2 separate regions of the Homo sapiens genome follow, and region 1 is linked to region 2. A link is an interaction called in ENCODE POLR2A ChIA-PET data of the cell type or tissue named here. Cell type or tissue: MCF 10A. All regions are shown on one strand. Each heading gives the region's core, and the rest is flanking DNA. Links, peaks and the distances in the headings are about the cores only. Region 1 overlaps ZBTB16 (zinc finger and BTB domain containing 16). Region 2 overlaps ZBTB16 (zinc finger and BTB domain containing 16).

Region 1 (14,927 bases), core at 4,036-8,035, 67 kb after region 2:
GAAGTCCAGAGAAATCAAATTCATTTGTGCAATCCTTTATCCATCTATTCGTCCTTCTCTCCATCCAATAAATATTCATTGAACACCTGTCAGAACCAAGAGATAGAGTGCTGTATAAGAGAAGTGAGGTCGCAGCTCTCATGCAGCTTTCATTCTGACAGGTGGGGAAGACAGTAAACCTTGAACTTAAAGCAAGTCTCTAAGTCTTGTGGGTGTCACAGCTGAAGACTAAGGCTGGGCCTCCTGTAGTGTCCTTTGCAAGGCCCCATACTCCCTGCTTCCTGGGAGGCCAAGCATTTAGTTTGGCTCTCCATTGCAGATGGAGAAGTTTGAGGGAATAAATACCAGTTTGGACTAGATACTTCTGGGCGGCAGAAGGGTACAGGTAGTTTCAGACCAGGATTGGTTTTTAATTTTTTAATTTTGGTAAATTATATGTAATGCAAAATTTGCATTTTTAACCATTTTAAGAGGACAATTCAGTGGCATTAAATACATTAGCATTGTCATGCAACCATCAACACACACTGTATCTCCAGAACTCTTATCATCCCGTAAAACAGAAACTCCGTACCCATTAAACACCAACTCCCCATTCCTTCCCTGACTCCTAGACAGGGATTCTTAACTTTTTTGTGCCATTGGCTCCCTGGGCAGTCTGGCGAAACCCCTGAACTCTTCCTCAGAATCAGGTCTCTAAATGCAGAAAGTAAAATACATAGGATTGTCATGGAAACTTGAAATACAAATATCAAAATATTTTTTAAAAACCATTTGTAATATAGAAATATGTGTGATTCTTTGTTATCCCATTAACCAATAACATCAGGCTGTAATTGAATAACTACCATATTTTTGCGGGAGTGGCTTGCATAGATGATATTTTGAGATGACTGCAACATTTCTAGTGCAGTGTGAAAATACCTGTAAAGTCTACCGGTGACCAAGTAGTTACCAGTACTGCCCATATGACTTGCTGGTTGCTTATATTCCTAATGGAAGGAGCCACTGAATTTCAGTTGGAGGTTGGTGAAAATAAAGATGTCACTTTTTTCCCCTCTCTGAGTTCACCAATCTCCTGAATTCTGTCCCTGGACAGCTTAGGGGTTCCGTGGACTCCAGGTTAAGAAGCCGTGCCTAGACCTGAGCTCACTCCCCTTTTCTGCCTAGAGGGGCAGTGCACAGTGCACGGGGCTGGGAGCGTGTTGATACGTAGGATGTCGTGAGTGAAGCAGTCCCTTTGCAGGGCATCACAGGAGCCCAGCCAAGGGGAAAAGGTGCCCCCACTCTCCCCAGGCCGCCAGCCTGCTGTCTGAGGTGGGCGGGGCCGGTGCCCCCTAGAAGTGTGCCTTCTGGCAGCTTCCCCCGCCCCCTTCCACCCTCTTGTCCAAGGGCTCAATGCAGAAGGGAGCCATATGGTCCTTTGTGGACACATTTTCCCTAGTACAGTATCTTCCTGGTGTGAATGCAGGCCTGGCGGGCGCCCTGGTGTCAGCTGTCCCTCCCCTTCCCTGGCGCCCCATCCCCCATAGCCAGCCCAGAGAGTAGCAGGTTGTGGGGAGTCGGGGAGCCCTGCAGAGTCGGGGTGAGTAAGGAGTCTTTCAGTAACACCCACACACACACTCACACAGAAAACTGTGGAAGTGAAGTCAAACGTCTCAAAGTCAGATCCCTTTTTGGTATGAATTTGCTGTGTCTCATTCTGGGCACTAATTCCAATTTAATTGCGAGTGGCCTGAAGCCTCTTCAATAGGAGTAACAAATGGTTTGATTTTGTAAACTTCATCAGACTGCATTTTAAATGCGACACAGTAGCCCAACTCGAATGCCAATGAAGCACTGGAGTAGCTCTCTGTTTACTAATTATCCGTTTTTACTCCAAGCCACGCTGGCTGGCTTGTCTGATTAAATCGGATTTGTGGGATAGAGAACAGCTAGCAGAGTTTTCTCTATAGTAAACGAGATTGAAACTATGGGCCGCCTGGCTGCACACTGTAAATTATATTTCCTTTTAAAGGGGACGTGTCTCTTTTATTTCTCTGTCATCCCTCCTGCATATTAAACTTTACGGTACAGAAGTATACCCGGCTGCTTCTAAATCCAGCCTCTCACCCTCTACCTGGTAGCCCACTCTCACTTTCTGTGATTTCTGTCTCCTTCTCTGAAGGACTGGAAAGGAAATTCGTAGCTACGTTCTCTGCTCCTTTATCTTTTTAACCCTTTTCTTTTCTTCCTCTTTATTCTGGAATTGGCTTTTCATTATTCCATTATTTTCAAAGATACCTGTGATGACATGGATGCTTAGAAACTATATTGAGTTAGCTAAAAGAGAGTTCTGGCAACAGAATTTACCAGGACCTAACACAGACTGGGTTTTAGCTTTTTAGAAGGATGTGAAGATGGGTGGTATTGGGCCGGGGCAGGCAGGGGTTGGGCATGAATTGGTAATGATAGTTTGAATTGTGAAAAAAGAGTCAATTTCTGAAAAATCAAATGTGTTCCTTTGGTTCACCTGGAATGATGAAATCCCTTCCTCTGAACGCAGTGAAATCAGAATCACCTGATTTCTACCTGTGGCCCAGCGGAGAAGGCCGTGGGGCAGGTGTTGGAAGGGTGAACGTTGGTGGTCCCGCCCTCTCGGTTGAAGCCCAGGTTGGGGCAGTGGGTGTGTCCTCTTTCTACTCCCTGGCTGGTTCTGGGTCTGACGTAGAGCTCCTGGGCTCGATTTATTGTTTATTCCTCTGACCCTAGGAAGGCAAAACAACCTCTGTCCTTGGTCCTTCCTGTAATGTGCACGTGCATGTGCAACACACACATGCACACACATGCAGGTACATGAAACAAACGCAAGGAGCCCTGAATCAGGTGTAATCAGGCTGTGCGTACATTCTGCCGTTGCTAAGACCAACTCCATGAGCTCGACCTGCCCTGCCCTCATTCTTGGTATCTATGTATGCTCTGGGAGCTTTTTTATATTTTAATTTGCTTCTGAATGTCCTGCAGAATTAACAGTATCTGTCTGCACTTTTCCCTTTTTGGCTATTGTGTGCCGTACAGTACGGGAAGGCCGCATGGTGTCTCTGATATTGATAGCCTGGTTACCGTGGGAATGAATGGCCACCACACTCTCAGGCCCACAGCCCTCCTTTTAATTGTTGACAGTAAAAAGCATTTAAATGCTGCTTAATTTGTAATCATCTTCTGTGGGGGGGGGGCGGGAAGGAGAGGAGCCATTAAAATGTCAGTAAAATGAATACATCCTCTCCTTTTTTGTTATTTTGTTTTGCTTATTTATATGGGGTAGTTTTTCTTTTCATTGCCCAGTGTTTGGGAGATATTTAAATGGCGCTGAAACAATCAGTATTTCGTTTTATTTTGAATTTCTGTCTCGCCCAACCCCTGCTCCCCTCCCCACTCCATTCTGTCTCCCTGGGCCTTTGTCTTGCCTCTGTCTCTCTCTCTTTTCTGTCTGGGTCTCCTCCTGCCTCCTGCCTCTGCCTCCACCTCCCTATCTCTGGAATACATTGGGGTTTACTGGAAATTTTACATGAGAGCCTAGCTGAGGTTTTTGGGTTTTTTTCCCCCAGAGAACCTACTCCTGGGCTGCAGTTTCTCTGCAGGGGCCTCAGGATGACTTTGGGAATGTCTGAAACTAGAGAGAGTGACCATCTATAGAAAGCATCTTTTACATGTGAAGTATACTGGAGATGAAAGAGTCCTGGGGATAACTTATTGTTCAGACAAGGAAATTGGGTCTTACCTTCACGTGGAAACTCCGTGCCTCCCGTGAAGCTCTGGACACACAGCCAGAATGTAAATGCCTACTATGTGTTGGACACTGTGCTCTTGTAATGAAACTGCTAGATTCAGAGGGTCTGGTTCTCTGACTTGCTCTCTATATGGGCTTTCTTGGGGGTCTTCTCTATCATTCTGCTGCTGGGGGCTTGGGAGAGAAAGCTCCCCCTCCATATTCCCCACCCCAACTGCTCAGCCCTCACCTGGCACAGAGAGGCTTCAGGTACTCTCAGACCCAGCTACTCAATAATTGCCTCTGTGAGTGTTCAGCCAGTTCTAGGAGGTCTTAAGCTGCTAACTGGTAGTCCCCTAGAAAAGGGACCTAGAGGTTCTCTCAAGTCCTGTGAAATTTTCCCATCTTCCTAAAAATCCCCATCTCACAGTGCTGCTTGAGAAAGGTTGAACCTAGATTGGCACCCAGCAGGTGCCCAGTCAATGTTGGATCCTTTCTTTGCCTTGTCTGTGACTGTCCCTCTGTCAGCCTAAGAATGTGGTTCCTTTTAGTTAAAGAGATTCTCTTTAGCTAAAAGAAGGCTGTGAAGTCTGACTTTGAAAGAGAAAATGCTGACGTCCATCTCAGTGGGAGAAAGGACCATTCAACCTGCCAGCACCCTCTTCAATAGAATTGTTGAATATTAGAGTGGAGAAAAACCCTTTAAGGATCACTTATATCCCTCTTCATTTTACTGTTGAGGAAACTGAGGCCCAGAAAGGTCTAGTAACCCACCCAGGAGTGCACAGCGAGTTAGTCACTGAGCCAGGACTTGAGGCCAGGTTTTGTACTCTTGTTCCTGTTCAGTTGGGAGTCTGCAGTAAAAAGCCACGTGAGGGCAAGAGGATGGCTGGGATGTGAAGATCCTGGCCTGCCCTTTCATGCTCCGTCCCGATGTTCCCCCACCCGCTTTGGGGCTTCTTTTCCTGGAAGCCTCTAAGATCAGCTGAATTCGAGACCAAGGGACCCATATTTCTTGCAGTGCTCATGCAACCTTGCAGAGGGTTACAGGCAGAATACATGCCAGGGAATGGACTTAGGAAGAAACTGATTGTAGCTTTTGGTTTATTTGCTACCCACCTACCCCCAAATGCAGGAAGTAGGGAGCCCTTTGGCTTTAGGAACCCTGAGAGTAAACAGGTGCCTGTCTCTCTCCTTTGAACTTCATTTCTACAGAACAAGCAGTGTAGAGAAACCGAGGAAAACAGTTCTCTGCATCTTGGGAGAAGTTGTTGAGCACGGGGCCCTCAAGTCGGCACCCTGCCTACTTGCTCCATCCCACAGTCCATCATTCTCCCAGCCTGATCCCATCTCAGAGGCACCTCTCTGCCAGAACGGGCAGTCCCTGAGAGAGGCTTCCACATCAGATGCCCCACCCAGGGTTGGGCTGGGTTGGGTTGGGCTGGGCTAGGCTAGGCTTGCTCTGCAGAGCTGGGCTAGGTTAGGCTACTGCAAGCTGCCCTTCTCCTCTCTGGGTTGTTGAAGTTGGTCCGATTTTTCAATCGTGGGCCAATTAGTTTCACAAATGGGGGCCCCCGTGGTGCCAGGGCACATTTGTTCCGGGCCTGCGCACTGGCCAGGCCCCATTGTTCTGCCTCCCACCCCCATGTGGGCCCATTGTCCTCGCCCCCAGCGGGTGCTGCTTACTGCTGATTTATACGGGCAGGCGTCCTGCGGGCTCCAGGCTTCTCTGCCACAGCTGGCGGAGGTGCTTAAGGCCTTGGACCCCGTGACCTTTGCCCTAGTCCTGCTGTCATTTTGAAAGTTACAGACCAGAGGGCTGCATACCTCTCCGGATTTACTTTCCACCCCAACTCATCCCCGGCCCCACCCACTCTACTGCACATACGCATGCGCGCGCGCGCGCGCACACACACACACACACACACACACACACACACACACACACACACTCTCTCTCTCTCACACTCCCTTTCCTTCTTCCTCTGCTTGCTCTTGGAGAAGTTTTAATTCATTCTGGAATGTCTGGAAGGGTCCAGCCACTGGACTGGAAACCAAGAAGAAGGAGCTGCTGGGGCAGGTGGGAGGTACCAGCGGAGGATATTAGTCTCTGCTGATGTGCTTGGAAGCAGCTACTTCCCGGAATGTGGTTTTTAATCCTCGGATTCATTAGTTCCATATCTGATGCTGGGAGGAAGGGAGGAGGATGTTGCTGTCGGTGTGGCACTGCCAGGGAATCAGGACTTGATTTGGCTTCTTGCAACTTAACATGCCCCCTTCCTGCCAGAGGCCCCTGCACCCTAGAAAGGGCAACGCAGCGTAGGAGGTAGATTGAATGTGAAGGTGGTTTTGTAGCCCAGTACGAAAATGCAGATCTTGTCCCCTCTTAACCCGTTTATTCTCTCTCTCCTTGCAAACCAAACTTCTCTCCTCCTTTTTTTTTAAAACCTCCTTCCCTTTTTTTATCCACCCCTTTTCTTGTCCCCCTCCCTCATTTTCTCCCCCTCTTGGGCTGGTTTGTTGGAGTGATTGACAAAATTAGTAAATCCATTCATGTTACTTTTATTGTGCAGGTCTCAATAAATCCCCCATGTCCAGGGCGCACCTTAATGAGCTAGTGAGCTGACAAATTTGTTTACTGTAGCTGGAGGTGCCGAGTAATGAAATGCACTTGTGTCTGCAGCTCACTGCTAAACAAATACACGGTTTTCCGGGAGCCAGCTCTGCTAGCTGCTGCTGCCTGAGGACACAGCCACATTCCCCAAGAGACTGAAAGTTGTATGTGTGCATATGTTTTGAAAAATGTAATCACTCTCTCATCCATTGCTTAGTTTTAAAACAAATCTGAATCAGCTGCTCAAACTCCTCCCCTTTTTTGTTATGCAATGAAGATGCTTTTGCTCCCTTGACTGACGGTATTGAAACCGTAACATTCCCCTTTTCTCTTGTGGAAATGGAATGTCATACAGATGTATAGATGCCTTCCATGATTCTACGCAGATAAGAAAGGAAGGAAAAAGGGGCAGAGAGGGCTGGATAAAGAGACCTAAATTTGACAAGGACGAAATTGACAAGTGATGCTAAGGTTTTTGGCTCTTAGCTTGGTTTGGGAAGATGTAACTGAACGCCTCAGCAGTGGGTGACTCTATATGCAGGAGACAAACACCCATGCATGAGCTCAAAGCTAATTGAGTTTGAGACAAGTCTTCCAAGATGGTATCTTTGTGTATTCTACCCCAGTAAAAGGAACTGGGGAACTTGTCTCCCACTCACCAGCAGCTGATTGGAGTTTCCAGGGTTCGGTGGGCTGATTTGGCCTTCATTGCCCACATAGCTAGCCTTCTGAGGAACGCCAGGAGTACAGTAGTGCATCCCTAATGATCCTGAAACTCATGCCCAAGAGGAAAACCAGAGAACTAAAGAGAGGGCTCTTGGCCATTTGTCCAGTAGATTCCTTGAAAAGGAGGTGAGTCCTAAATGATAGCACAGGGGAAGTCAAAATGGAGGAGCCACTCAGATTCAAGGGCTGGACTTTGTTCCTTTCTGTCTATTCCTCACCCCACCCCAGCCTTCTCCATCCTTTTAAGATGCAGACAGAGCCTTCCTTCCTTGGGTGGGAGTCAGCCTGATGCTGCTTGCCTCTGCCTCTCTTTCTCTCTTGCCGAGTGGATGGTACAGCCCTGCTACCTTTTTCAGCAGCAACCTGGGGGCAAAGGGAGGAGAAGATGGGCGAAAGGAAAAGGCGTCAGTTTATATGATGGTTTGAGTGTGTGGTCACGAAGGTTGCCCATGCTGGAGATGGTGTCTTAGGAAAGAGTAATCCCCCAGGATGTCAGAGGGAGCAGAAAGACATATCTGAAGGATTTGGGGGCTGGGGGTGGAGGGAGGGGGAAGTTTCTAGTTTAAATCAAGGTTTTCACACCCTCCTAAATTTGATATTTTCTTTCTGTGGGGAGAAGAAGCTTTCGGGGTGGCAGGGGAGGCAGTCCTTCCTTTGTTGGGTGAGGTTGGGTAGGATTGGACGTGAGAAGCCCCTCCGGGGTACATGTGCATGCACGAGCACACACGGGCATGCACACACCCCAGCACATGCACACACAGCAGTCCCAGCCTGCTTACCAAAAAAAGCTGGAGTATATTTAGATCCCTCTGCTCCTTTGATTAAGAAACTGCTTATAGCAGGAGATAATAAGAGCTTTGCTCCAAGAAGGTGTAGCACCTGAACATCTTCTCCAGCTGTGTACCCCTCTGATCCTCTTCCTTCCCATCTATTAAAGAGATAATTGGTATGGAAATGGCACAGGTGTAAACATGAGGGGTTTTGTGTTTCATAATTTCAGACCCCGTCATCACCTGGGTGAAATACCCTAGGTCTGTGTCACCCCTTCTGCCTACTATTCCACCCTGGCCTGGCTTTCTCCCTTTCTCTCTCTTTCTTTCTTTCCCTCTCCCTTCCTTTCTTTCTTTCTTTCTTTCTTTCTTTCTTTCTTTCTTTCTTTCTTTCTTTCTTTCTTTCTTTTCTTTCTTTCTTTTCTTTCTTTCTTTTTCTTTCTTTCTTTCTTTTCTTTTCTTTCCTTCCTTCCTTCCTTCCTTCGTTCCTTCCTTCCTTCCTTCTCCTTTTTTTTTTTTTTGCTAAAATTAAGCTTGTTTTAAATTGGAAGACTTTGAGTCATACATGCCCTGTAGTCAAAACTGGCAGTGTTGCCACTGGGGGGTCTGGTGTGGGTCACCTTCTCTGGAGATAGAATTGATGCAAATGTGGTCCCAGATATTTGCATGGATCCTGCCCATATTACTAAGAGTCATGTTCCTTGAGTCTCGATAGCATCATCCTTTCTACATGCATCCCCTTTTCCTACTTCAGATTCCCTTTGAGCAGATACCCTGGGAGTCCAGGCTAAGACTGAGTCCCATTCATTCTTCAGAACAGCAGAGGTGCTAATTCCTTGACCTGAAAAATTATTTTCTTGGGTCAAAGCTGACTTATATATCTGATTTACATTGAAATGTACAGATTGATAGAAAACAATACATTTTTAGGATTTACATAATCAAAAACATTTGTCAGTTGCATCATAACAGGGCTATGAAGTTAGGGTTGGAAAGGGCAGGTTAGTTATGAATTCTCTTATCCTAGATGAAGAAACCAAGGTTAAGGACAACCACTGCCTGGACTAGGATCACAAATCCAAGAAGGGCTGTACCTCTGGGCCAGAATTGGGATCTTTGGACTGTTTCACTGTATAATATGGCAAAACTGATCCTTCTATGGTCTGGGTTTTTGCTTCCGAGCAACAGAGCTCAGACATGGAGTGACAACGAAGGAGTCCTGTCCAGCCCACCAGACAGACACGGGGGGCCTCAGTGAGATCCGCTGCCTGTGGGTCACTTGTCATTACTGATTTCCAAGGAGAGTCTTGTTGGATGCTCTTAGTAGTGGTTTCATTTGTGGACTGTAGTCTGAACTTTCCTCATCCCTAGCCCTCTGTCTGTACCATGACTCTCCTCATACCTCCTCCTCTACCCTTTGTGATTGTCTTACAACCCCTTATTTATTTTCTAATTCAACATGCAGTTATTAAGTGCCTACTCCATATCAGGCTGTGTACTGTGTGTTGGGGAATATAAAGATGAATACAATAGTTCCTACTTTGGAGGCTTATAATCTATTAGGCAGAGCTGAAAGTCCAAAATAAATGCAATACAGGGCTTTACGTGATACAACAGAGCTCAGAGGAAGATGGTGTTGTTGGCACTGAATCCTAAGTGGTGTAACTCCTCAAAGATGCCTTCTCTAGGGTCAGCTTCCCAGAAAGTAGCAGCCCAAAGACAACAAAACAGCTTAGGCATGTGTATTGTGCAGGGCTGCCATGACTCATGATCCAGGTCGTTCACTGCACAAGGGTGCCCAGCTGAGGAGGGAAGATCCCAAAACCCTGCCCTCTCTGTACTCACCATAAATATGCAGCCAGGTCTGTGGGGCTGGCCAGAGGAGGAGACGTGATTTTCTAATTCAGATGAAGGTGTTGTTTGGCCATCATTGGCTCTGTGACCACATTATAAAGTTTTTTCGTGTGGATATCTCATTCGATGTTCTTGATAACCACAGTGGCAGATAAGGAGCAAATGGATCTGGTGAAAAGAATGACTTGCTCGGGGCCACAAGGCAAGTATGTGGGAGAGCTGGGACCCCTGTGCTGCTTTTCCTTCCCCTGTGTCATGTGGACCATCTGACTTCTGAGGGTCTCGTTTATCCAGTCAGAGCACCTCCCCTCTCCCCAGTGGTACCAGGCCTGACGTCTCTCCATAGCAGAGGACGGAACCCAGGCGTTGAAGGGAGCAGAGCGTTCCAGTGCTGCCGGGCCCCCCTGCCCCGCCGCACATCTCACTGCAGCTAATGAATTGCTAATACAATTTTCTAGATAATTTTATTTCCATAGTCCCACATTTTAATGTGTTTCCAAAAGCTAGCATTTATTTGCTTAATCTCCCAGTGTAATAGAATCTGCCCTGACTCATCATACATGCGAACAATCAGCTAGGCTGAAACGCCAGCAAATTGTTTAATAACTCACATCTAGTCTCTAGATTTTTAACTCGCATGCACCAATAGCTTTTCTTGTGTCTCATCCACATCTCCCCCACTTTTCCATTTTTTTAAAAATACTTTTCTATCATCATAGCTGTTAGTTTCTAAGCAGAAAAATGGGGAAAGTGGATGCTGAGTCTCAGAGGCTCCCCTTTCTTCCCCTGGGAGCCTTGGTTGGTGGATACGTGACCAAGGAGCACCCCTGCACCTTGTGGAATGTCCCAGGAAGGGGAGAGAGACCACTGTAGGGACATCATAGTGTTTCCTTTCCAGCTGGTGACCATATGACTTCCAGCCTGTTGGCCAGTTGTGGAACTGGCCATCTGGGATTTTTTGCGTGCCACTCCTCCCTTGCTGTCCCACCTTTCTAGGATTTTCTCTCTCCCTTTGCCCTGGCAGCCTCTGCCCTGGTCTGGTCCCTACCCTCCTCCAGTGGCCCATCAGCCCTCTCGCTGCTTCTAACCGCTTGCTGCTGCTGTTGGTCCCCATGTGTGCCCAGAGTCACTGGCTTCAAACACAGGTCAGATCGTGCTAGCACCACTCGTCTTAGTCAAGTCAGGCTGCTATAACAAACTGCCACGGACTGGGTGGCTTATACACAGCAGACATGCATTTCTCACAGCTCTGGAGGCTGGGAAGTCTGTGATTGGGGTGCCAGCATGTTCAGGTTCTGGTGAGGGTCCTCCTCCTGGTTGCAGACTGCTGATTTCTCGGTGTCCTCACGTGGTGGAAGGGGCTAGCTAGCTCTCTGGGCCCTCTTTTACAAGGACACTCATTCCATTTTAATTACCTAATTATCTCTCCCAGGCCCCACTTCCTAATACCATCACCTTAGGGGTTAGGATTTCAAAAAAGGAATCAGAGGGGGACCCAGACATTAGGATCATAGCAACCCTCGGTCCTTTCATGGCACTGCATTGCCTGTAGAATAAAGTCCAACCTGTCCTGCCTGGCATATGCAGCCCTCTGATCTGACTCCCATCACCCTCCCAGCTTGTCTCCATCCCCAGGGCCTGACCTTGGCCCCATCTGCTCTGACATTTGCCAGTGGTGTCTCTCTCCTTAGCCTGGCACATGTGTCCCAACTTCTTGTCCTTTGCTTCTCAGATACTCAACTTTTAAAAGCCTAACTCAAAATCTCAGGAGCTCTTGGAGTCGCCCTGCCTTACCCTCTGGGTGGTTGTTAACTCAGCATCTCCCACTAGTCTGGGACCCAGTTTCTCTGCTCAGCCTTAGCCTGCCCCTGGTCACCTAGCACAGTGCCTGTACTTGGTAGTGGCTCAGTGAGTTGGCTGAATGGACATGAAGTGGGTTCAGGCCACCCTGAGAAGTAGGGACAGCATAGTGGGGCAGTATCGAGGGGCCTTGGAAAGGCCAAGGGGGCAGAGTGCTGCAGTCTGCCTTGCTGGGTGTATTGACACTCAGAGCACCTGTGGGTCTGGCTGTATAGGCTGAGATGTCCTATTGGGAATGCCATTCATGTTCCCTCTGCCCAGGTTCCTTCCATGCCGGGGATCTCAGAGGATGCATAAGGAGAAGCCTTGGCTCTTAAAGGGCATGGCTGGCCTCCAAAGCCTACTCAACCCTACTGATTTAAGGTAGCTGTTTGAACACCTGGCTTAATTTGGGCTCTCTGTGGGGTGGGGGTTAAGGGCAGAGAGGGAGTAGATGCTGGGGGCTCTCAAGTTGAAGGAGTGGGGGCCACCGGGCACAGAACGCATTGCAGATGCACTGTCCTCCTGTGTACGTCGGCCAAGCAGGGAGGGACATTGAAGACTCACTGTCAACTCTTGGCATTGCTTCTGTCCAGAAAGATACATCTCTCATTATGTCTCCCTCCAGCAAGTGAAGCTGAGTAGACTACTCAGCATTTCTGAGAGACCTTGGTGGCTCCCAGTGGGATTGGAAGGCCTCAGAGAGCTATGCCTTGTGACCCAGCCCCAGCTACTGCCCACTCCTGGCCAGGGGTTCTCTAGCCATTGCTGGAGCTGTACTAGAGGCAGGAGTCCTCTGTACCATCCTTACTGGGCCTCTTCCAGGGTAAGCCCAGACAGGCGGGCAGTCAGCTCCAGAGGTAGCATTGAGTCCAGCCCCGTGGTTTCTGAAAGACAAACCGAGATATTTTCAGATCCCAACTCTGCCTCTTTCTGTGTGATCTTAGGCAAGTTATTTAATCTCTCTTTTACACTGGTAAAAAGGGGGATAAGAATGCCTGCCTTGTAGGATTGCAAGTTTTAAATGAACTGACAACATAGATAAGGTACCTAGCATAACGCCTAGATTCGCTCCCCTTCCTTCCTGCTTTTTGTTGGCCAGGAGCAAAATCCTGTGCTGGCTGTTTTTCTCCTTCCCTGCTCAGCCTTCCTGACTGCTGGTGAGATGGGGCGTGGCTCCAGGTGCTTAGACTTCAGTGTCTGCAAAGGGAAGGGATATCAGGGTGGGTGTGAGGGGCACAGAAGTGTGGGGGACAGTGAGAGGTGGGCCTTGCCTGCCTACTAGTCCATCCTAACCCAGCCATGAGTGGGACGGAGGTGGTGAGGACCAGACCTCTCACTTGCTATCTCCATTGATGGCCAGGAAGGCAGGGAGGTTCTTCGTGCCATCCCTTCTCTTCCCCCTACCTTCCACCAGACACTTCCCGATTCCATGCTGAGCAGCCCATGGCTTCCAGCAGCCAAAGCTTTACCCCCTCCCCCCACCCACTCTGGACTGGACTGACAGATGCTAGGCCTACTTACGTTTCCTGCTTGTGCCTTCCCACACAGGGGACAGCGGTGTGGGGCCAAGTGCAGGTGATATTGCCCAGGCACCAGCACAGAGACACACAGATGGGCCTGCCGGGGAGCTCCTGTGCTCAGGAAAACAGAGCCCAAAAGGGTGGGCACTGAGCTGCCAGTTAGGACTCAGACACAAGGTCAGATACTTCCTCCTGTGGTGCTGCAGCTGGAAATTTCGGCCATGGCTCCAGAGCAGTGTCAGAAAGGGATTGGTAACAAACAGAAAATGGCAGCCTGTATGTGTGGGGTACTTTGGGGATGAACAGCCAGTTAGAATTAAATGAAAATCTCACATCACTCGCTAGCTTTCAATCCTTTGACAGTTGCCCATCGGGTTTAGGATGGAACTAAATCTCTTGACGTGGTTTGCAAGACCCTGCATGGCCTGGCCCTTGCCTTTCCCTTTAGCCTCCTCTTCTTCCCCAGCTGCACTGCACCATTCCTCTGTCTGATCCTCCCACCGGCCATGTTTCCTCCTGGCCCAGAGTGTTCACAGACACTATTCCATCTTCCGGATTCCGCCATTCACCTGGTGTTCTGGGTAACGTCGGTCATGAGAGCAGGGACTTTGCATGCTCTTCCTTGGTTATATCCCCAGTGCCAAAAAGACAGCCTTGCTTGTAGAAGGCATCAAATAATACTTGTTGAGTGAATGGACCTAAGATTCATGCTTTAGTGAGTGGAGAAGTAGTTAAAAAAAAAAAACAAAACAGGATCTGTAGCTAGTCTTGGGAAAGCATTAAAATCTAGGGTGTGTGAGTGTGAACCCCAGCCCTGCCACTTACGAACTCTATGGCAGGAGTCCCCAACCCCCGGGCCATGGTCTGTGAGGAGCTGGGCTGCACAGCAGGAGGCGAGCGAGTGAAACTGAGCTCCGCCTCCTGTCATATTAGTGGCGACATTAGATTCTCACAGGAGCATGAACCCTATTGGGAACTGTGCATTCAAGGGATCCAGGCTGCACACTCCTTATGAGAGTCTAATGATAAATGTAATGTGCTTGAATCATCCCAAAGCCATCCCCCAACCATACGTGGAAAAATTGCCTTCCATGAAACCAGTCCCTTGTGCCAAAAATGTTGGGGACCACTGCTCTGTGGGATTTTGGCCAAAGTACTTAATCTCTCTGTGCCTCAGTCTCCTTGTCTAAGGGATGAGGATAACAGAGGCTAGCTTTTTGAGTTTTGGATTTATATTAGTTATGTTAGAACAATGGCTGGCCCATAGTATCTTTGTTATTGTTTTTTCTCGCAGGGTCTACCTTGCCTCCCCCACTTTTTGCCCTGTACTCTGTGAAGTCCATCTGGTATATGCTGTCTTAGTACCTTGCCGCCTTTTACATACCACCCGACACAGTTGCCCACTACCCTTGCTGCTGCGATGTATTTGATCAATGTCTATCCTTTAGCTTTAGCTTCCAGAGCTCGGGAACGACGTCGATTTTGCCCATCACTGGGGCCACATACTGGGTGCTCAGTGTTGCATAGCCTGGGCCCACTCTGGATTTGCCCCTGAGCATGGGGATTTGGAGGTGTGAGTCCCGACACTGGCTCTCACTCCAGATGGGTAAAGAATGCACCTTGTATTCCCACCTTTCTGAGGCACCCCCTCTCCTGTCTCCCACAGGCACTGACATGGCCGTCTTCTGTCTGCTGTGTGGGAAGCGCTTCCAGGCGCAGAGCGCACTGCAGCAGCACATGGAGGTCCACGCGGGCGTGCGCAGCTACATCTGCAGTGAGTGCAACCGCACCTTCCCCAGCCACACGGCTCTCAAACGCCACCTGCGCTCACATACAGGTAGGTCAGTCCAGCT
Region 2 (14,927 bases), core at 5,120-9,119:
TCCTGCTGCTCTATTTTGAAGGTTCCATGAAGAAAGCTGACAGTGAGAATGGGTGTGCCAGGTCTGTAGAGTAGACCCATTTTACAGATGACCAAGGGTTCAAGCAGCCCACAGCCTGGAAGAACAGTAGTTGCTCCAGAACCCTGGGCGGGGGAGGCGGGGGGGAGGCGAGCATTTTTTTTCAAAAGGCGCAGGCTGTGGAGAAGTGAGTCCAGGATCTGGGTAGGGGTTGTGGTTGCCCCCCTAAATGTTGCTGCCCTTGCACTGGCACATTCCTGCTGTTTTCTTCTGCTCAGCAGAGCCGAACGGCTCTCACTTCCTGGCTAGCTCTGTGTGCTGCCCCACCCCCTCTTGGCGAGCATTGCCTGTGTTTGTTATTGTAGTCCTGGCTCCAGGCCAGGCCTGGCTGCGAGCCAGACTTGTGGGTACAGTATGTACAGTGAGTGCTGAGCCAAGTTTGTCATCATACACCATTAATTTTTTTTTTCTAATCTGGTTGGGGTGGGGTGAAGGAGGAGGCAAGAAAAGAGTTTCTCCGATGCTTGAGAATAGGCCGCATTGAATTCCGCAGAGATGTCATTTCTGAAAGGCAGACGGAGCTCCGGCTTGTTCTTCCTTCGCAGTTTTTCCTCCTTTCTCTCCCTGTCGTCCTCCTCTCCTCTTCATTTCCCTATCACGCGAAATCAGCCTGCAGGAGATCGACAATGCAGGTCTTATTTTCAGTGACTAGAATACTAAATTTACACTGCTAAATCAGTTTTCATTGTGTTGAAATTGACAATTTGTTTAATTAGAAGTTTGCCCTGTAGGAGGCCCTTCTGAGAGACAGTGCCTTCCCTTTTTCTCTCTCCCTTACTTTCTGTTTTAAGGGTTTTTAAAAGAGCCTAAATGGTAGTAGTGAATTTCAGTTTAATTGAAGTTTTAATTTCAATTCGAATGTGTGAATTAATCAAGTGTTTATGGGCTATACCTGATGATCACAATAAGTTTAAACTAACTATCAATAACCAAACTCATTAACTAATGAGATGATCTGGCCAGGCCCTGCATTCTCAGAGGTGGTTTTGGGGGTCAGAAGGGTTTGCGTGTTGGGGAAAGAGGCTTGGGGTGGGAAGAGAGATGACCTCCAAGGCTTTGCAAAGCTAGCCCTGATGGAGGGTGAAGCTTGGGTGTAGGACTGTGGCCCTTCCCCTTCCTGTGTCCCAGGAAGACTCTGAAACCTCCCTCCTCACCCTCTGCTACCTTACCCCTTTTGGGGATCTGGCATTGAAGCATCTGTTGATCCACTGTCTCTTCGCCACTCCTTGTCGTAACACGAGAAGTGATTCCTAGCTCTGAGGTGTCCATGCAGAGACCACAGACACATGCAGTGACTCAAATTGGTTCTGAGATGGGCCAGTGTAAGGTTTCCCATTAGGTAGATTTCCCACAGCTTGGCTTAACGTCCTGGTGGCTTATAAGTGAGCATGCCTAGAACTGCTTGTCCCTATTTTTGACTCGGCTGCATACGATTAGGGTTTGAGTATTCATGTGGCCTGCTCCTATTCTGGGAGTGTCATTCATTTTTGGAGCCAGAGGATGTTTAATAAGCACGAATTGTGTGTCAGGCTCTGTGCACTTAACAGTGAAGACTGCTACAACATCCCTGCCCTCAAGGAGCTTAAGTCTAGAGTGGGAGATGAGTATGACTATGCAATCATCATACAAGATGGTAATGTGTGCAAAGTGCTAAGAAATCTAGGAGAAATTCAGAGTAGGAGAGTGTTTTGTGCCAGAGGGTAACAGAACAGCATTTTGAAAGGACTCGGTGAGGGGAAGCCGAAGCCACCTATGGAAGTGGGTGGTGTAACCTGCGAGTGTAGGCTGGGCCTGCAGGGAGAGAGCAGAGTGCAGGGTTTAGAAGAGATGGACGAGATACATCTGTGGAAGGAATAGCAAAATGATCTGCATTCTCCCTGAAGCACTGGAGAGCCACTGAAGGACTGAGTAAGAGGGTGACATATTTTTGTGTCTGGAATAGAAGGGACTGTTGGGCTTTTTTTTATGTAGACTAGGCTAGAATATAAGGTGAATAAAGCCTGTTGGAGAACTTGAAGACTGGCCGTCTGTGTTGGGGTGTGGCTGGAGTGTTGAGAGGCCTGTGCCTTCTGTGCTGGTTAGGGCCCTGTGGCCCCATTCTGCCAGGTGGGAGGCCCCATCCTTCCACTCCTCTCTTGCCCTTGTCAGGCACTGTAGGCCCTGGCTGTTGAGAAGCATCCCTGAGATGAGGCTCTTCCCCAGAGTTAGAGCCATGGGGAAAGAATGAAGGCTTTCGTTGATAGATTTTCTGATTTCAGCAGCAGCATGGAGTGGCTGGGGCTTATCACCTGGGACCTGGGTCATCCTCCTGGCAGGGAAAAGGGCTGGAGGAGTCCTTCAGATTGGATCTCTTAGGCTTTCCTCTGTCGCGGTTGGACGGAAGAAGAAAAGCATTACAAGATGGCAAAGATCTGTGGCTTGTCCTTGTTCTGTTTTATTTATTTATTCTTTTTTGGAGCACTGAGCTGTGGGTTTCAGTTTCTTCTCCTCAAAGACAGAGAAGATGGGGGAAGAGAGGTAGCTGGAAAATTCCCTGTGACTGGGAGGAGACAGTGCGAGGTGGTCCCCACGCTGATGATGGGAGAGGTGCCTTTGAGTCCAAAGATGGCTTCCCCTCATCTTGTCTCTCCTCCCATTCACCTCTCTCCTCCCAGATTAGGTATCTGCTCAGAGCAAGAGACTTGGGGCTGCCCAGGCTTGTGAGAGCCCATGGCCAATCCATGCACCCTCTGCCCACTCTCCAGTCAATACCAGCTATCCCTTCTGGTTAGCTTCCTACCATCAGGGCAAACCCGGGAGATGACCAGGAAGAAACTTCGTTCATGTTCCTTGACTCCCTCCACATTCCTTATGTGGGGGCGCCTTTGGTTTTTGGGTCAAGGAAGTGGAGAAGATCAGATGGGGGTGGCTCAGAGGCCAGGCTGCCCTCCCTTCGGTCCGCATGGGTGATGCGGATGCAGAGAGTGGAAAGGGTGAAGGGAGCCACTTTCCCCCAGCTCGCTCTTGAACACACTTCTCTTTCTCTCTCTCTCCCTACTCTGAATTTGGCTTGCTTCCCGAACTTTTTCCCAGAGTGGTGTCGTCACTGGCCTGCCGGCAGGTCTGGATGTTCTGCCAGCATTCCAGAGAGTTTATGATCGCTTGCAGATGCGCCTCCAAGAACACACTGTACCCAAAGCAGAAATTAATGCAGGCTTGACTACCGTCCAAGCCCGTACACGGGAGAGAGGAAAAGGAAAACAAAAACTGTTTAATGCTGTTTATAAATTATACACTGGCTGATGAAAAATACATTTCTTTCCTCTCCCCTTTTACTCTCCCCCCAACCCGTCCTCAGTCCCCCCCCAACCCCACCCCCACCCCTTCTCGCTTTCTGCCTCAAGAGCCTAAACTGAGACCAGAAGAATATGGTTTTGCTTTTTAGCTCCTGTTTTGGCTGGGATCCGAAACCCTGCTGCTGATTCACAGCCAGAGTATTTTTCCCCTTTACCTGATGAAATATACTGATTTTCCAGCCCAGATGGGGTGTTTTTGGTTTTGTTGTGTGGGTTGTTTTTGTTTTTTTTGGTTTTTGTTTTTTGGCCAGGGATTTTGTTTACAGCAAGTATCAGGTTCCATGATGGTGCTGGGTGCGATGCTGGCCCCAGGGCAGATAAATCCCCCACGTAACTGCCACCTTAGTGCTGCGGTTTTGCGTGCCTGGGTCCCCCGGTCCTAGTCAGGCCAGCTGAACCGAGAAAGTTGGGAAAGTTCATTGCAGGTCATGGTTTTAAACAGTGTTTTCACCAGTTCTCTCCCACCCCTTCACCTACAGCCCCTGTGTGAAGAGGGGGTTCACATGTCCCTGCCCCCAAATACACATGTCTCTGTCTCCATATGGTGCCTTAGCAGGGGTTGGGGAAGCTCGTTCCATCTACCCCTCTGGATCCCAGCATCTCCTCCCACCCCGCAAATCCCCCATCCCAATTTATTCTATAAATTTGTTTCCACATTATGTCTATCCATTTACATGGCTTTTGTGTTTTTTAATACTGCTAATGTTTATCGTTTGCCCAACAGGCTCGACAGATTTTGCTTCCTGTAGAGCATCGAGGCTTTAGAGCCCCCTCGTTGCTAAGTAGCAGTCTCCCTGTACTGTAATGGGCTGATTTTGTATTCTGTTCAGCGCTGTATCTTATTTTTGTATGCAAGACAAAGTGTTTTGATGGAGGACGATTGCGGCAGTGTCTGGAGGCTGTTTGGAGTTTTATGGGCTGTACAGTACACTGTGTGCTCTCTGAACAGAACACAGGCTGTTGAATTTTGGATTGGATTTGTCATTTTTCCCCCCTCAGAGAGGAGCCTGTCAGATAGAACATTACTTTGAGGGTGGAGGGAAGAAAGTGGAAATTATGTAATAACCTTCTTCCTTCTCCCTCTCTCGATGATTTTTCTATCTCAGCATAGGGTGGTTTCTTCCACACAAACCCTGTCTCATGCCACCACATGATTTTGCACAGCTAGAGGATGACGGTCTTATTAGGAAATGAATGGTGCCCTAGAGGGATGGATGCTGGGACATCTGTCTGTCTGCCATTTATTCTCCTAGTCTCCCTTTCCTCTCCTTTGCTCCTGCCATCCTTCCTACGTTCTGGGTTGCCTTGCTGGTCCTTGTTATTGTCTGAGGATGAATAGATATGGGGTTATTGGGGAGGGATATTTACGTGGGATCAACCTGATAATGGCAATGCCATTTCTGATTTCCAGGGCCTTTTCGTCTTCCCTTGGCTTCGCAGACACACACCCTGCCGGAAGCGTTCTTAGGAGGCCTGGCCGTGCTTTCTCTTGCCCTCAGCCCCATTCCCTAGCCCTCTAACCAGGCTGGGCCTGGGTATCTGTATCCAGGGCTGTGCCTGAGGGGCCCCACCCTGCTTTGGGCATCCATCACGCTACTGCGGCCCTTACTTTCAGTGCTCTTGTCCAGGTCTCTGTGGTGGCAGGTATTTATTTTTCAGCTCTTCTCTTCTCCTTCTATTTCTCCCCAATCTGCTTTCATCTCACTTCATCTCTTTGTCCCTGTCCTTTGTGTCTGTGTCAGCCTCGGCCTTTTCTTGACACTCCTGTGTATTTTCTGTCTTCCTTCTTATGTCTTCATCTGTCTTTGTCTCCATCTGTCTTCGTTGGTCTTTTCTCTGTCTCTCTCTTTCTCTGTCTTTGTCTCTGTCTCTGTCTCTCCCTGCCTCCCTGCCTCCCTGTCCTAACCCACCACCTCAAAGTTTTTTTTAGCTTGGAAGCTGGGCAGTGGTTGGAATGGAAAACAAAATGTCACTCTGGCCCAGAGGTCTCCCCAGAGGGGAGGACTCTTGAGCCAGTGTCCCTAGAATGCTCCCAGCACCTAGAATCTCATGTGCTCTTGTCCCTTGCCTCTCAGGGGCCAGAGTGGGGCTTCTCTGGCTTGGCCCCTGCTTTTCCCAGGTCCCTGGATGTTCCCCCCAAATCCCAGTTGTGTTGAGAATGGGCAAGTAGTTTAGCAGGGTTAGGCTTTACAAGGCCCTTATTGGACTTTGCTGGTACTGTGCTCTCCTGGGCCAGTACTGTGCACCTGAGTGCAGGACTCAGCAGCTGCCCTCACATACTCATGCCCTAGCAAAGTGCCTGGTACATAGGAGTGTTGTGCACTGATAGTATCTGTCAAATAAATGAATATCCTGTTATAAAAGTGTTTGTACTACTAGGGCAGATCTGGGTTTGGTGGGGCCTGAAGCGTACTCAGTTTTGGGTGCTGTCTCTCAGAAAAGGATTATAAATACCAGGTGTTAGAGCCTCTCCCAGGAAAGGGGTCAGTGCCAGGGAGAGGCCTGAAGCTTCAGCTTTACTGGCTTCCGGGAGAACAGGCCTGGGTGAACCACTTGAGAGGTTGCTGTTGAGGGGTCTCACTTGGAACTACTTAGTGGGGTGGCTCAGGGCTGAGGATAGGAGGGTGTCATCTGCCCAGCTCTGGGGACCTTCAGAACCTGGGACATCTGTGCTCACAGGCCTCAGGTTTATGTTCCATAGAGGTCAAGCCTTTGGCAAATGGCTGCAGGTCGCAATGGGCCTGGAAACATCATGGTATTTCACATGCTCTTCTCAGTGAGGTTGCTTGGTAGGGATGGACCCTGAGTTCCAGCTCACCCAGAGCAACCAGGTAGGCAGCCACTCTTGGTAGCATCCTGGCCTCCACACTAACCCTCGGTGACTGTCAGTGAAATGGCATGGCATTCACTCCTCTCCCAGGTGTTCAACTGCCTAGGTCTGTGGCTGTGGCTCTCCTGCGTTCTTGGGGCATAGAACTGCAAGTATCGTGGGGCAGAGGACTGGTCTACGTGTGTGTGTGTGTGTGTGTGTGTGTGTGTGTGTGTGTGTGTGTGTAACCATGAGGGAGAGGGGGCCTGGAGGTGATGGAAGGTGTTTGCAGACATCTGGGCATCTGTTCTGTGGAGCTTGCAGACTCATCCATTAAATGAGGTTGGTGAAGATTGCAGGATTGGACAGTCCTTTGGGTAGAGGGACTCACTTGTTGGAGGGTATGGAAAAGCTGCAGTGTCTCCTAGAAATCGGGGACACAGTCCTAATCAGAACACCATGTGTGCATGTGTGTGTTTGTGTGTCCAAGCATGGGAACAAAAAGAGATTGAGAAGAAGCATTTACATGAAATACTCAAATTTGTTCCTTTGCTGTAATGGGCCCGCACAGACCATTACCTTGAAGATTTAAAAACTAAATGAGCTCATCATATCGAGTGACTTCTACCGACATTCATGCTTGATTGCAAAGCCTGCTTTACCTTTGAATTTCAACTTCATTGTTTGTTATTAATTCTCAGATGGTGGTGGTGTGTTTCTACCTTTTGGATTCAGCCATGAAAATGTTGATTTTGTGTGATGGATGTGAACATTTCTCAACAAGACCCCACTGAAGAACCTTTTCATTTTAAAAATAGCCCCATGACCTTTGGGGCTCAGACTGGAGTTTCCGAGGAATCCAGTGGGCTGAGGCAAGGCTTGGGTTGACTTTGGAGGGGGCAGAAGTTTGCATTTTTTTGTCTAATAATTTGAGTTTCATATGAATGATTCTGTGCTCCGTGCAATACTATGCATTTTCATAACTGTCTCTTTCACTTTGGGTAAAGGAAGGGAGGGAAAAAATAACAGCAGCAGCATTCTGTGGGCAAAGGAAGAAAACAAGAGAATGGGGCAGAGAACAGGCTAAATTTAAAATTGTAATTGGCTGACTTCCACTGGCTTGCGGGTGTTTTAATGACTCATAATAACTTCATTTAAAACCAGCTGAGCAGAAAATAGATTGGAGAGGAGCCTCGGGCCATTATGGATTTGTGGTTTTTTTTTTTTTTGGTTTTTTTTTTTTTTTTTTTTTGACAAGCTTGGTTTTCAGCAGCCAGGAAGGCTCTCAGAGAGGGCTTGGCTGTGTTTTCTCTCTCTCTCTCTCTCTCTGAGGGTTGGTGGTCTGCCCAGGAGAGATTGTATAGAAACCAGGGCGAGTTTTTTTGTTTTTTTTTTTTTTTAAATTCTCCCTCTACCCCTTGCTTTTTTTTTTTTTAACTGATTAAAAATAGATGCCTTGAGGTATTATTTTAGCATCAGTAGGATTTTTTTCACCTTTGATGTGGTAAATGGAACATAAATAAAATTGTTTTTGAAATTACTGAATTAATTAGGTAGTAAAGCAACCACAATGCATAAATGTCCTTGGCCGTCTGGTTTTTCTCCCTAACCCTGATCTATATTTGTAGGGCGTTCCCTTTTCTCCCCAGCCCCCTCCTGCTCTCCCAGCGACCCCTCCTTCCTCTGAGCCTGCACCTTCCCTTTGAATGGCAAGATTCTTTTATCATCCCGGCAACAGCTAAATGATTTTTTAAAATCCATAGGATTTTGACAGTATTGGTTCTATCTGGTTATCTGATCAGCTCCAGGAGTTTTGGGACTTGCCAGAAAAGGCTCTAACCTGGCTCTAGTTGTTTTAAATAGGTCCTGCCTGTTTCCCATGCTAGGCCTGGTGCCCGACCGGCGAGCGTTCCTTTTTCTCTTCTCTTTTGAAAAGTCAGCCGACTCAGCCCTAGGATGTGTCTGTCTGGGCAGGACAAGAGGCCGCCCTCCATCTGATCGCTCTTAGCCATTTATCTATCCCCTCTTATGGCACCTGTCACCTTCTTTGTTACATAGCTATTTATTTGCTTGGCCTTTTTTGCCTACTAGACTGTAAGCTTCTTGAGAACATGTGATTTATTTGTGTCCCCTATACTACCTCGCTTAGTAACCTGAATGGTGGTTATAACTCAGTCATTTGAAAAATAACCTAATGGGTGAGTGAGCAGGCATGCGGATGGGCACATGGTAAGGAACAGACCTGAGGTGCTGCCTGCTTCCCTCCAGCCCCAGGAGTCAGCAATCTGGATGAGAAGACAAGGATGGAAGGCGGGGACCTTGTCAGTAGTGTGCTCTGTTGCATCCTCACAGCGGGACACATAGCAGGCTCTCAGGAAATATCTGTTGAAGAAGTGAAGGGCTCAGGATGCATGGTTTGGCTGCAGGAAGGAGAGAAAGACATTTATTGAAACTTGCTGTGTTCCAGGCACAGTGCTATGTGTTCTGCATATCTGAACTCAGTCTTTCTTCAACTTTGGAAGACAGATATGCTGATTCCGTTTTGCAGATGAGGACAGTAAAGAGTTAACTTGCCTAAGATCATAAAGCTAGAAAGTAGCAGAGCTGGACTTCAATCTCCCTCTCTTTCTCTCTCCTTCCACCCTGTGTCTTGCTTTTCTATTATAGTATAGCATGCTGCTATACCTAGCCCTGGCCTCGTGCTGTTTGAGTGCCTAAATGCCTGCTTCTCTGTTTGTAGAGCTAACCAATCTCAAACTGGGGAGCTGAGACCAGGAAGGCCCTGTGCCCAAGGGTCCTGGGGGTGGGGAGGGTGGCATAGTAATTGGCTGCTGCCTGTGTGCCTTGCACCTGTGCCACCAGGAGCAGGTGTGGCTTATTAGCCTCTTCCTGCTCTGCCAGAGGAGCATGTGTTCAGTGGTTGTGAGTTGTGGCTATGACTTCTGCTCAGTGCCTTGTAGGGTTGGGGATAGGAGGGTTCTGGGAGCCTTGCAGGAGGGTCTGTGGGTTAGTGTGTGGCCCTCCCACCCAGGGAGAGCTTGACTGTGTCATGCCCCCCACTCCTCCTTTGCACTATCCTGCCAAGTAGGAGGGGTAGGAGGAGAGAGCTGCCTGTGGTCCCTCCTGCATGGCGACGCAACTGGGTGCTCTGCTTCTGGTAGATGCACCCTGTGATGCTGGGGTGGGGTGAAAGGGGCAGCCGACCTGTGCTGCAGCCCAGAAATGTGAGAGCTGTGACCACTTGGGCTATTACTAGCGCCTTAGACTTCAAGCGTCTTGGAGTATGATGCATCAGGAAGGTTGGGCCTCCCTGACCTTTCAGATTATGTCCAGTGAAGCTGGACCACTTGACATGAGGCTGGTTGTGTCCATTCTCTGACAGCCTCATCTTCCCCAGGCACGCGCTGGGGATGCTGGAGCTTTCTCTGGGGAGCGAAACATCAGCCAAATGGGAACCAGATGGTGAAGGTTGAGCAGCAGAGAAACCTCGATGACTACTCTGGGTCACACGTGTGGCCCTCTTTTGCAGGAAATCGTTTGTGAAGTCATTCATCAGTTAGCAACTGAACCTAGGGCCAGTGGTGTGCAAAGCTTGGCAGGGTGGACAGAGGGGTTGAAGCCAGTGTCCTTGTCTGCAAGAAGCTGGTGGTCTGGCTGAGAGGGTGACACGAGCCCCCTGGCAAGAGAAGGCGTTGAGCAAGGCTGGGTGTGCTCATTGTGACCGCAAGAGGAAAGACTGAGTGCTGCAGGCATTTAGAGTGGGGAGAAGCTCCTAAGAACCAGGGGAATGAGGAGAGCTTCGGGAAGGAGGTTCATGGGATTTTGATGAGGTCTTTGCTGCTGGAGTATCCAGAAGGAGTGCTGTGGTGGGAGTGGCCTACCTTTCTGGACAAGAGGAAGCAAGAACTTCTGTGAGCTAGAACCATCCAGGCAGGCATCTCTTTCCTCCTCATCCTCCTCCGCCCATAGCCACCTGGCAGAGACTTAGAGCCCAGTTTCTTGCACTTGGGAGTCCTCCAATCCCTGTGATGGCTGTGGGCCTCCTTGGCCTGGAGGTTGAGAAACACTGCATTAAAGATGAAAAGCTGCCACTTCAGGGGGCCCCTCCAAGTTGAGGCATCCATAAAACAAACACATGTGAAAGCAAGGCTTAAAATTGGATGCGGACCCAGAAGATTGTAAATTTCTCATATAGGATTTGATGGACTAAAAAATATGTTACGAGTACCTAGAACCCCACAAAGCCTAGGTTGAGAAGACAGGTCAGAGGGCTGCCTCTGGGTGAGGCTGAGGACAGAGTTGGCCACCCTGGAGGGCCAATGGAGGAAGCATCCGAGGACGGTCTCAGGACGTGCCCCAGCCCACCTCCTCGGACCACGTGGGTGAAGCCCCTGTGTATGCCTTTAGTGAAGACTGAGCTTGTTCACCGCGTAGATGGAAGCCAGTGGGAGAGAGGGGCGGATACCTCTGTAGTCAGGGGCTCCTTTTGTTGGCTCTCTCCAGGATTCAACCTGACAAAGACATGTCTTCCAGACTTTTCCCCAGTAGTTAACGCACTCCCTCCTCCTTCCCCCAAACCAGTCCCGTTTTGATTGGAATTCTTTCACTTGCCTGGGACAAGGGGAAAAAAAAAAAAGCAAATTCTAAAGTTTTCATTAGGTAGTTGGGATAAAAAGTCTTCTGGGGTAGTTGGATTAAACTTCAGCAGCTCTCTTACTGACTATTATAAGCTAATTGAGCACAGGGAGCTCATTGGCGGCTGCATTTTTGTTGGAGTAATTATGAAAGACCACAGTCATTTTCAGTAACAAGGTAACTCCGGGTAAAGACAGAACTCTCTGAAACTTTGGATTTGCTGGAGTCTTCCTTCCTCAGTTGCCTTTGCTAATATGAGCCCGGGATAAAGGCCCAGAGACCAGATATTTTGGGAGGCTACTATCTTGCCTGAATATCCCGGATCTCCCAGTGCCTTCATTGGGGCCTAATGGACATAATCCAGCACATCTGAGAGAGCACTGCTGGGGGGCCAGTTTTGCATTAATTGAGATTTGGGGTCTGGAGTCAGAAGCTCTGGAGTATAGGCTCGAGAGGGACAGGTGCAGCCTTTGAAGCTGACCCGGGAGCAAAGAGAATCACAGTGCACTGTCTTCATTACTTATTTATGCACCAAGAGCAGGGTCTGATTATAGATAATGAGGCCGAATGATACTCTCTGTCTCTAATGAGGTCCTGTCTGTCCTGTCCGAGCAAAGCGTGGACCAGCGTATGTAGGACTGTGATGACAACCCTGGGGATCTTTTCTAGCCCATAGGATTCTTGATGGGGAAACATTCCTAGACATACAGTCCTCCCACTGAACTCCACCCCCATCCAGAATCTCTATCAGGAGCTAGGAGCCGGCTCAGTGGGCTGGGAAGGGCCTTTCAGTGCCCTTTGGACGGGGCCCTGGGGCCTTGCCAAGCTGAACGTGTCCTCTGGGTGGCCTGCCTCACCTCTGGCCTGCTGCCCATCAGCATTGAATCATGCCCCTCAGAGGACAGCATGTAACTGTGCTTCCCGATATAGCCCCCGGCCCCCCAAGGTGACAGGAAGAGTCATTGTCACGGGAGTACTCCATCTTTCTGACACCACAAGGCCGGCGTGGCTTTCTTCCCTACTGCTCAGCCCTGCACAGCCTAGAATTCTGCTTTGGGAGCATACATAGAGTTCACAGAGCTATTTTTTTTTCCTACTCTCCGTCTCCCACTTTAGTTTTCAGAACTTTATCTCAGTCTCTGGCACGGACTATCTGCTTCCTTCCTCCATCTCAACATTATAAAAGTTTGTCACAGTCAGAGGCTGGCTGAATCGAAGCAGAAATGTGGTGTTTGGTTAAATTGTAAAATTAGCTAGGAAAGTTAATGAGGCGTTCCGCCTCTGCCTGCTGAAGAGCAGGACGTTTATGAAGGTGCTTCAAAGCACCCTGCCTGAGAAGGAAGGAAAGGGAGACAGGAGCAGCAGGGGAAGCTGCCCAGGAGTGTAGAAGAGCCTGGTCCAGGTGAGTTTCCAGGCCTTGGACGTGCCTTTCACTCGCTTAGCTGAATGGAACCTGAGAAATCATCCCCTCAATCCTCCTGCTGTGGGTCCAGCTCCATCTACCCACTCCGAGTCCATAGGAGTTCCCTACTACATGTCCAAGAATGTCCTGCGACCGCACACAGCTGGCCATGGTTAGCCATTCTAGTGCCCAGATTTCCTTTTTGTCCTGGGCAAGGCAGAAGAGACAAAAACTGAACACTTTGCCTTAGAAGGAGCCCATGGTAGAAAGGAGGAAACCAGAGATAATGACAGTGGCAGCTGACATTTCCTGGAGGCCTACAGGTGCCAGGTACTGTGCCAGATTGCTTTACTTCGTCATCTCATTTGAGCCTCACAAGACCCATTTCAAGTTGGTACTGTTAGGACATCCATTTTACAGATGAGGAGACTGAGTTTACTTGCCCAAGATCACCTAGCAAGTAAGAGACAGAGCTGCGCTGTGACCCCAGGGCTGCCTGACCCTGAAGCCCCTGGTCTTAACCTCTGCGGCAAAGTTGTTTCCATCCCCTTTCCAGGCTGCCCATTTCTCCCAGCCCACAGCTCACGTGGTACAGATTGCACGTTTGCAGATGCTCACCCTGAAGCTTTGGAAGTCACGGTCTCAAAGGTGCACGTGGAAGAGCTGCCAACAGTCTATTTCCTGCACACACCAAACTCGCAGGTCTTCTAATTACACCAAACAAACCTTTCTGTTTTCAAGCAGCTATGGGCTTAATATGGCAAATAGTTTCCCACCTGGACCTCTGGCATGGGAGGAGCCAGAAAAGACGAGTTTTGTTTTGTTTTGGTTTGTTTTTTTCCGGCAGGGAGGTGGTTCGTACTTAGAATAGGCATTAAGTGTGGCAGGCAATATTTCTGTTTTGAAAAGTGTGGCATCTTAAGGCTGCTGAATTTTGAGCCTGCAAATGTCAGTGCCGTAGTTGTAATGTAACACCTCAATTATGGTGCAGGGGGTAAGGAAGCCAGACTCTGAAACCTGCAAGGCTCTTTAGATCCACAGCCTGAGCCACAATTAAGGTTTCAGAAACACCAAAGGCAAGCCAATGAGTGTCATTTTTAACCAGTTTGAACATTTTACTACTTCCTAACATCAGAAGCACCCGGGCTAGAGAGCCCGCTTCTTGTCCTCAATAAAGTGATTAAGCTGAATGGGTGTTGGGGAGTATTATTAGGCTGAGAAGGGCTAAAAATAGACATGCTCTGTTTTCTAAAAGCCACAGCAGGCCTGGAGAGACTGGCAGCATCGAGGTGCCACTGAGGGGCCCAGGGGAGGGGAAGGGAGGGTGGCAGTCTCTGGAGCTCCGTGTCTGAGATGGGGATGGTGGGTGTTGTGACGGGTGGGTCAGGTGGTGGGGCCTCTTTCCCAGCTGTCACCAAGAGTGGAATCACAGTGGAAGCACATCCGTACCCGTATATGTGTATTAATGACTTTAAAGGAACTGACAACTCTGGAGTCTCTAGGAGGGATGCCTAGGCCTAAAATTTACGTACTCAGCCCCAAGATAATTGAATTTACCTGCTGTTCTGGGAGAAGGAGTCCAATCTGGGCAGTGAGTAAAGGGCAGACTATAAGGGGCACAAGAAGAGGGACATGGGGAAGAGCAGAGGCCTTTACAGCCGAGAGTGAGGATCTGCTCGACAAGCCTTGATTAACTAGGATGCTCAGAGAAGATGTAATCAAAGGACTTTTTGGTGAACTGAAGGTTAACCAGGAAACCTTGTCTATATCGGCCTTTGTCGTTTGCTATCATTCATCAATGTGAGAGTCCATTTTTCTACTTTCAGTGAATGCAACTGATTGTCTTTTTATGATAGAACATCTTGCTTGCTTAGAAGTCAAAAGGAGAATGCCTAAGAAGGGAGTTAAGCATGGAGGTATATGCCTAGAGTTTTATTATAAGTCACTCTAGAAGATCGTTTGTACGTTTTCCTTCCTACATGTTTTCATACCTTTGAACTCATTCCTCTCTATAATAGCTTTAAGTGCTGGGAGGGGCAAGGAACATGACTTCCACTTTGTAGATGGAGAAACAGGCCAAGAAAAGTAGGATCTTAGAATACACTGAGGTCTACGCAGAGGCAAGTCTAGACCCTGTGCTGCTCCCAGCCCAGGCTCTGTCGGATAGACAGTGTTGTTTCGTGCCTGGACCAGGAGGTGAGAGTTTTTCTTAATAGGCAAAGGACTCAGAGAAGAGAGTTAGGTGGGCTTCCCATGCTGCCATTCTGACTGAGGTTTTTTTTTTTTTTCTTTTATGTTTACTAGCTATGAGACCTTGGGCAAGAGAACTAAGCTTTTTAAACTTCAGTTTGCATATCTAAGGCCAGGCATGGTGTCTCCTGCCTGTAATCCCAGTACTCTGGGAAGCCAAGGTGGGCGGATCACCTGAGATCAGAAGTTCGAGACCAGCCTGCCTAACATGGTGAAACTCCATCTCTGCTAAAAATACAACAATTAGCCGGGCGTGGTGGCATGAGCCTCCTAGCATCTCTCTCCAATGCCACTTGCAACTGTCTTTGTAGTGTGTATGTGTGTATTTTGTTTCTAAGATAAAACATCTCTAGGTAATATTTCAACAAATGAAAGAAATAAAGCCTTTTAGAAGGCTCCTGATGCTGTCACAAATGTG

Evidence for each region. ChIA-PET counts read pairs that join two places held together with the same protein. Peaks named below come from ENCODE experiments on the same cell type or tissue, not always from the same donor. Only the 100,000 strongest peaks of a DNase experiment are listed, where the experiment ranks them.
Region 1: POLR2A ChIA-PET joins it to region 2 with 5 read pairs; 6 of 35 experiments call an interaction of 5 or more read pairs at or near these places.

Annotation. Positions count from the first base shown.
Region 1 is chr11:114,227,427-114,242,353 of GRCh38, forward strand. ZBTB16 (zinc finger and BTB domain containing 16) reads left to right here. Exons shown (of 7, transcript NM_006006.6): 5 at 14,741-14,911. Among named protein-coding and RNA genes, the nearest start is that of NNMT, 62 kb to the right of the region's middle. RefSeq lists an enhancer at 13,029-13,528. In MCF 10A, for the core only: no CTCF peak of the experiment used is centred there; no DNase peak of the experiment used is centred there.
Region 2 is chr11:114,159,780-114,174,706 of GRCh38, forward strand. All of the region lies in intron 3 of ZBTB16 (zinc finger and BTB domain containing 16), which reads left to right. Among named protein-coding and RNA genes, the nearest start is that of ZBTB16, 110 kb to the left of the region's middle. RefSeq lists enhancers at 1-299, 300-799, 4,452-4,953, 4,954-5,453. In MCF 10A, for the core only: no CTCF peak of the experiment used is centred there; a DNase peak (open chromatin) is centred at 7,342.